Linked DNA regions of Homo sapiens: region 1 is linked to region 2. The links are chromatin contacts, found by Hi-C or POLR2A ChIA-PET in ENCODE. All regions are on one chromosome and are shown on one strand. The core of a region is the stretch at or near the end of the contact, and the rest is flanking DNA. Distances in the headings are between cores, read along the strand shown.

Region 1 (3,398 bases), core at 650-3,149, 340 kb before region 2:
TGCGGGGTGGGGGGCCCACCAAGAGAGGGGGTCATGGGATGACCCGAGGGTGTGCGCTTGGGTGGGAGGCCCTGCTGAAGAGAAAGGGGCAAGACTACCAATTTAGAGGGTAATTTAGAAGATAACGATAAAGGTAAGAGAGAAACAGTGTTTCAAAAGAGATGCTGAATGGAGTTCTAAAAAAGTATAGATTCGGGTGAATACCTGGCTGACCCTTACCCAGGCACAAGCGGAAAGCCCTGGCCAAACTCCAGATAGAAGTTCTTCTAGGAATCCTTATCAAATCCACTGTCCACGAACCAGGTTCCTCCAAGGCACCAAGGCAGGCTTAGGGAGGGTGTTTGAACCAAAGGGTTAAGGCCACATATTTAATTTAGAGCTGAATGGATCCTAGACCTTACCATATCCACGCGTGCACAAAACCCACTAGGAGGAGAAATTAGAAAGCCCACGGAAAAGTATTACAGACTTTTTTTCCGGTTTTTGTGAAACCTGGTGAGCAATGCCATTCGTGTTTTTAAGTAAGGCTGTCCACAGCATTAAATATTACAATTAAGATTCGTTCATTCAAGTAAGCTAAATGGATTTAATGTTGTGGTAGTTGGTTAAAAACAAGTCAAGATAAATTGCTACCTTCAGTGGTTGAGAAGATGTCAGATATTTTATCTTGAAGTAGAACGTTTACTTTTGTTTGATTCCAAATGTATCTTTATCCCAAGGAACACAGTAAATTTAAAATGTCTCTGGGAGACGTTCAGTGTGTAATTCACGTTATTTCTGTCATTACTGTGTTCTCTGTCCTCATGCACAGTGCATGCTGCCTTATCCGGGCAGACGTTGCAGAAACATTTGTTGAAATGAATTCAACATTATTTATTTTGCTACCGGAAGACTGAGTCCCGCCACATATTCCCACCTGGCCCTTCATTCCAAACAGTGGGGATGGGAACCCCAATTTCACATTCCAACTGAACGTTAAGTTGGCACACACACTACTGCACATATCCCAAGTTTTGTGCCAGGATCTGCCCCTGAGAAACGTCCATAATTCTGCTCCGTGAGCCACAAGGGTGTACCTGAAGTTGCCAACTCCCGAAGCAAACTGAAAATTCAGGCCCGTGTCGGTCCCAGGAGCGGTTTAAATTCCACAATCGTCCGGTCCCTACACCCGGGTGAGTGCGCAGCCGGCCGGCGGCACCTTCAGCCGCAGAGCAGCCCCGGCCTGCACCTCCACCAGCGCCGGCGCGACCTCGCGGTGGGGCGGGGGCGTCCCCGAGTCCCAGCGCCGCGCCCCAGGCCCGCCCTCGCGCCTGCGGCCTCGCCGCGCCCCGACCCCGAGCCCGAGCCCGAGCCCGCGGAGGTCCGAGGAGGGACCCGGCCGGGGCGCAGAGCCGCGCAGGCCCCGCGCCGCTGCCCAGGCCTCGCGGAGCCCCGGCCTCTCCCCGGCGAGCTGCGGGCAACAAAGGCGGCGGCCCAGGCCGGCGCGCCGCGGCCGAAGAGGCCGAGGGGTCGAGAAGAGCCGTCCGCGGCCGCGCAGGCCTCGGCCCTTCAGGGGCCGCCGCGCCCCGGCCCCGGCTTCCCGGTTTCCGCGTCCCCGCTCCCGGGACTGGCCCCGGCCCCCGTTCCCCGGCCCTGGCCCCCGCCCGCGCACCCGCCGAGACGGCGCAGGGCCTCGCGCTGACCCAGACCCGTCGCTGCAGCCCCGCGCCCGGCGGCCTCCCTGGCCCGGCCCGCGCCGGATCCGCCCCCTGCACTCCGAGGCGAAAACCAGCCGTGTCCCGGACCGCGGGCGACCCGGAGGCGGACGGCGAAGCCCTGCCCCTGCCTCCCGCCCGAGCTCCCCGGACGCTTACCCGGAGGCGGCCCGGCTCCGCTTCCTCGCCCAGCGCCGGCGCGACTGCCGCGCTCGCCTTCTCCTCTCGGCAACTCCTCCTCCCGCCTCCTTCCTCCTCCTCCTCCAGGAGGGGCGCGCGGCCGCGGCGCCTCGGCCCGAGCGGGGAGCGGGTGCGGAGGAGCCGAGCGGGCCGCCCCCCGTCCACTACTCGGGCCCGCGGCGCAGGCGGGGCGTCGGGGCGCGCGGGGCTGAGGCCGGGGGCCGCGCGGGGCGGGGCGGGGGCCGGGCACTAAGTGGGGGTTCCGAGGGGAGGGGCGCCGGGCCGGGGTCGTGGGGCGGACGGAGCGCGGAGCCCTGATCCCTTCCCCCACCCCCGCGCCCCTCCGCTGGTGCCTGCAGGAGGCCGCTCCTCCGGCCCCCAGAGTCCCTGTCCTGGTTTTTCCTTTGGTGCTTTCCCTCTGGCGGGGGTGGCCCCGGCTAACGCGGAAAGGAAAGTCTCCTCGTTCCCCGGCCCCGCGGATTTGGCGGCTGCGGTCCCTGTCCCCCTGTGGCGGGCGGTCGGACCCCCGCACTGCCCAGGTCCGCTGGGCTCGCGCGGGGACCCCGGCCTCGTCCCCGCAGGGAGGGGACCCCAGGACAGACGCGCGCGCACGCTGTGCAGAGCCACAAGTGGGGAAACCCTCCCCACACCTCGACTAAATTGTGAAAAATGCTTTTTAAAAAACCAAACATTCCTTGTTTCAAGCCATCCACTTTTCCATTTAGTCGTTTTCAGGGAGGTTTTGTACAAGGAATAGTTGTTTGTGCCGCCGAATTCCAAGGTAGTGTGGTATACAAGTTGCATGTTGGGATCTTGACTAATTTCTTTGGAAACTGGCTGAACATACTACTAATGTATAGCAGTACCACAAAAACTTGATTTTTGTGCATAAGAATCAATAGGAAAATTTGTATTTCTCTTACGATGAAAAGTGGTTAAAAAAATGAATATCATTAGTATTTCAGTAAAGCTTGGGGGGAGATAAATATTAAAATCTAATGAGAATTATTGTGGACTTTAAAAGTTGTGTTTCTTGAATAGTATGGACCTTTTTAAAAGAAAACCGAAAGGACAGAGAAAAAAGGGCTAGAAAAAAAGTCTAAAAAGCTGTTCAGGTATGAGTTGGTACCCGAATTATATCTCAATAAAGTTGTTAGTTACAAAAAAGTTCAAGTCCAGTAATCTTAATTCCTATGTCCAATATACAATCTGGATTTCCCCAAGAAATCTAGATTCATAACAGAAAAGTTGGATCTTTAGGTGATGCAAAGTTGATGTCATGTATCATACACTATCATTGTCATCTTCAGTTTTTACTTGAATTTATTAATAAAATACTACCATTATTGTTACCGTGATTGAAATGCAACACAATTCTCAAATATCTAATTACAGTGATTGGAGAATGTAGGTTGAAATAGAATTGTCAGAGAAGTTAGTGGGAAACACAACAAACAGTAATTAACGGTGGCTCATGCCTGTAATCCCAGCACTTTGGGAGGCCGAGGCGGGCGGATCACAAGA
Region 2 (3,627 bases), core at 54-2,553:
TTAGCATGACGCCGCGGTTTCTGATTGCTACGTTTCAGTTCCTTTATGTGTGTCACTCAGGTCACTTTTCAGTCCAGACTCAGTCTCATTTTCGGTCACTTCCCCACCCACTAGACTGTAGTCACACCATTTCCTGAAACACCCGCATTGTCACGCCTCTGTTTTCCCCCCACTTTTTCTATAAAACCTTTTCCACAATCTATTAGAATGATTTGTTCTCTCTGGCTTTCATAAAACTTAGCAAATGACTTGTATAGAGATGATCATGTTTTGCTACAATAAATTGCTTTTAAAATTAATATGACCCACTATATTATGCATAACCTGAGAGCAGAGATGTGTCCTCTTTATGATTGTATTTCCAAGGGACTAAGCAGAGGACCCAGCATAACTCAGTACAATTTGGAGGAATTGTTGGGTTGACTTATTTACAAAACAGAGATAACAGATGCCTCTTTTGACTACATCACAAAACAACTAGAGGCACAAATAATATCATAGATGTGAAAACTTTTAGAAAATATAATGCCATATAAACACAAGGTGACACCATGCTTGATTATATGTACACATTACAATTTTGTTCTGATTATCATTGCATTGTTGATTTTATGTTCCCTGAGAAAGTTCCCACATTAGATATTCATGCTGAGTAGTCGACACTTGCTGATACACTTTGAGACTGAGTCACAAACAAAGTTCAGGGTCGGCATTAGATAAAATTGTCTTCAGTGGTTTCTGCTCCTACTTTTCCCAATTTTTACTCATCTTCTATTTTGACAGTCTTACCAGGGTCAAATGCATTTATACAATTCCTCTTTTTGTAGGGGTATACTTTTTATACTAACATGCTGATATGTTCCTAACAAGTTCTTAAGAATTGGAACTTGTACCTAACAAGTTCTTAAGAATTGGAACTTGTATTTTATAAGAGAAAGAAGAGAGCAATGATGAACCTGAAAAATGAATCCTGTTTTGATATTGTACTATAATTATGTAAGATATGACCCCTGACAGAACCTGGGGACAGGGACCTGTCTGTACTCTCTTTGTGACTTACTGTGACTCTATAATTATTTCAAAATCAGAAGTTAAATCTCTCATAATGGTAGATCTGCATATGCCCTGGGCCAGCATACTTTTGTATCTGATGGGCTTTTGATCTGTTTTTTGGTCCTCATCAAAGCAAATGTCTGAGATCAGCAAGGAGGAAGAGGTGAAAGGAAGGCCACAGGATGGGCTGTCAGCGCTGGGCGTAGGCTCCCTCCGCCCACTTCAGCCTCTGCCTCATCTTATGCTCTCAGTGAGGACTTCTCTGCTCCATGCATGCACCACCTTTCACTTATTATTTATATTTTTACATCTTTATTTTAGTTTCTGCCTCCTCCACATAGAATGTAAGTTCTATCATGGCAATATTTTTTTTTTTTTGTATTATTGTATCCTCATTGCCTACAGCTGAGTTAGGCACAGAGAATGCATGCAGCACATGTTTGTTGAATGAATGACTCCTTGTAGAAAATGAAAGCCCGAAAATAAGCCGACTGGTTCCCCGAGAGAGAAGAAACTCAAATCTGCCCATCCTCATAAAGGAGCAAACCTGTCTTTTAAGCTAAGGCCTTTTTCCTGTGTTCATACTTCAGAAAAAGAAGACACGACTGATAACATCTGAGAGGAAGGAAACTGCATTGTGCTGGGGATCTGCATGTCACATTATAAAAAGCAATTTTTTTTTTTAATAGAACCAGCCTTTCAAACAGTTTCCAGAGATGGATTATCCTACTTTACTTTTGGCTCTTCTTCATGTATACAGAGGTAAAGATGATCTTTATATTTTCATTTAAAAGTTTTGCTCCTGTTTTTGTTTGTACAGTGTGGCATATTCAGAATTTACAGTGCTCTTTAGTTGGCTAGGATAATTTCTCACTTGTTCAGAAAAACTAAAAGTTACATTTTCCAATTATCAGCAGGACGCCTTTTTAGACAAAGGCAGAAACTGTCAGCCTTTACTGTGATCTCAATGCACTAGGTCTTCAAAAGCTTAAGATATTGATTTGGTGTTTCCATCATCAAGGCTAACAATTAATGTGATGTTGTATATTTCAGCTCTATGTGAAGAGGTGCTTTGGCATACATCAGTTCCCTTTGCCGAGAACATGTCTCTAGAATGTGTGTATCCATCAATGGGCATCTTAACACAGGTGGAGTGGTTCAAGATCGGGACCCAGCAGGATTCCATAGCCATTTTCAGCCCTACTCATGGCATGGTCATAAGGAAGCCCTATGCTGAGAGGGTTTACTTTTTGAATTCAACGATGGCTTCCAATAACATGACTCTTTTCTTTCGGAATGCCTCTGAAGATGATGTTGGCTACTATTCCTGCTCTCTTTACACTTACCCACAGGGAACTTGGCAGAAGGTGATACAGGTGGTTCAGTCAGGTAAGGGCAAGTTTTTTTTTTTTTTAAATCCCTTTTTATCCACTTACAACATTTATTTCTATAAAGCCCAAGTAGAAGCTATAGAATGTCTTCTCGTATTTCTGTGGCATTCTCCAATTCCATTTCTAGATGCTTTGATGTTACTGCTTTGAAGGAGCAATCTTGGGAGTCTGTTTCATTTTTCTGACTGTGCTGTTGTGTCCGAGTAGAAGTGCCTTTCAAATTTGAATGTAGTAGAAGAAAGCACAGGTTTTTTGTTGTCTTAATGATAACCTGAGCCTTGATTAAACTGATGTTGGCAACACATGGGTTCAGGATCCTTTCAGGGTTTTATCACAGTGACATAGCACCATTCCCTTCTGCTGGACACTCCAGCACCCACATCAACCCCTGTGTGTTCAAGGTTCTTCCTACAGTACCAAATCTAAGTTTGTTTTCTTTCTTTCTTTTTCTCTTTCTTTCTTTCTCTCTCTCTCTTTCTTTCTTTTCTTTCCTTTCTTTCCTGTCTTTCTTTCTTCTTCCTTCTTTTTTTTTTTTTTTTTTTTTTTTTTTTGATGGAGTCTTGCTCTGTCACCAGGCTGGAGTACAGTAGCATGATCTTGGCTCACTGCAACCTCCAGCTCCTGGGCTCAAGCGATTCTCCTACCTCAGCCCCGCAAGTAGCTGGGACTACAGGTGTGCACCGCCACGTGATATGGTTTGAATTCCCATGTGTTGTGGGAGGGACCTGGTGGGAGGTAATTGAATCGTGCGGGCAAGTCTTTCCCATGCTGTCCTCATGATAGTGCATAAGTCTCATGAGATCTGATGGTTTAAAAAAGAGGAGTTCCCCTGCACTAGCTCTCTCTGTTTGCCTGCTGCCATCCATGTAAGACGTGACTTCTCCTTGCCTTCCACCTTGATTGTGAGGCTTCCCCAGACATGTGGTGCTGTAAGTCCAATTAAACCTCTTTCTTTTGTAAATTGCCCAGTCTTGGGAATATCTTCATCAGCAGGGTGAAAACGGACTAATACACCATGCCAGGCTGATTGTTGTATTTTTTGTAGAGATGAGGTTTCAACATGTTGCCCAGGCTGGTCTTGGACTCCTGAGTTCAAGTGATCCAACTGCCTCGGCCTCCCAGAGTGCCAGGATTACTGGCATGAACCACCAAGCTTGGCCCTGGCTCTATCTTTCACCTCATC

Evidence for each region. A loop is a pair of places that touch in the nucleus more often than their neighbours do. ChIA-PET counts read pairs that join two places held with the same protein, here RNA polymerase II (POLR2A). Pooled maps may share reads with other maps.
Region 1: a pooled map shows a loop between it and region 2 (3-fold over the local background). The contact joins the promoter of SOCS6 here to the promoter of CD226 in region 2. A Hi-C loop is called at or near these places in 1 of 37 single-sample maps with no recorded cell type and 6 of 50 pooled maps. POLR2A ChIA-PET finds 5 or more read pairs at or near these places in 1 of 52 experiments (Caco-2).

What each region holds. Positions count from the first base shown.
Region 1 is chr18:70,287,546-70,290,943 of GRCh38, reverse strand. SOCS6 (suppressor of cytokine signaling 6) reads right to left here and starts at 1,899. Exons shown (of 2, transcript NM_004232.4): 1 at 1,854-1,899. RefSeq lists a silencer at 1,164-2,063.
Region 2 is chr18:69,945,549-69,949,175 of GRCh38, reverse strand. CD226 (CD226 molecule) reads left to right here and starts at 1,303. Exons shown (of 6, transcript NM_001303618.2): 1 at 1,303-1,815; 2 at 2,107-2,442. The coding sequence starts at 1,770. RefSeq lists enhancers at 2,984-3,033, 3,534-3,583, 3,594-3,627.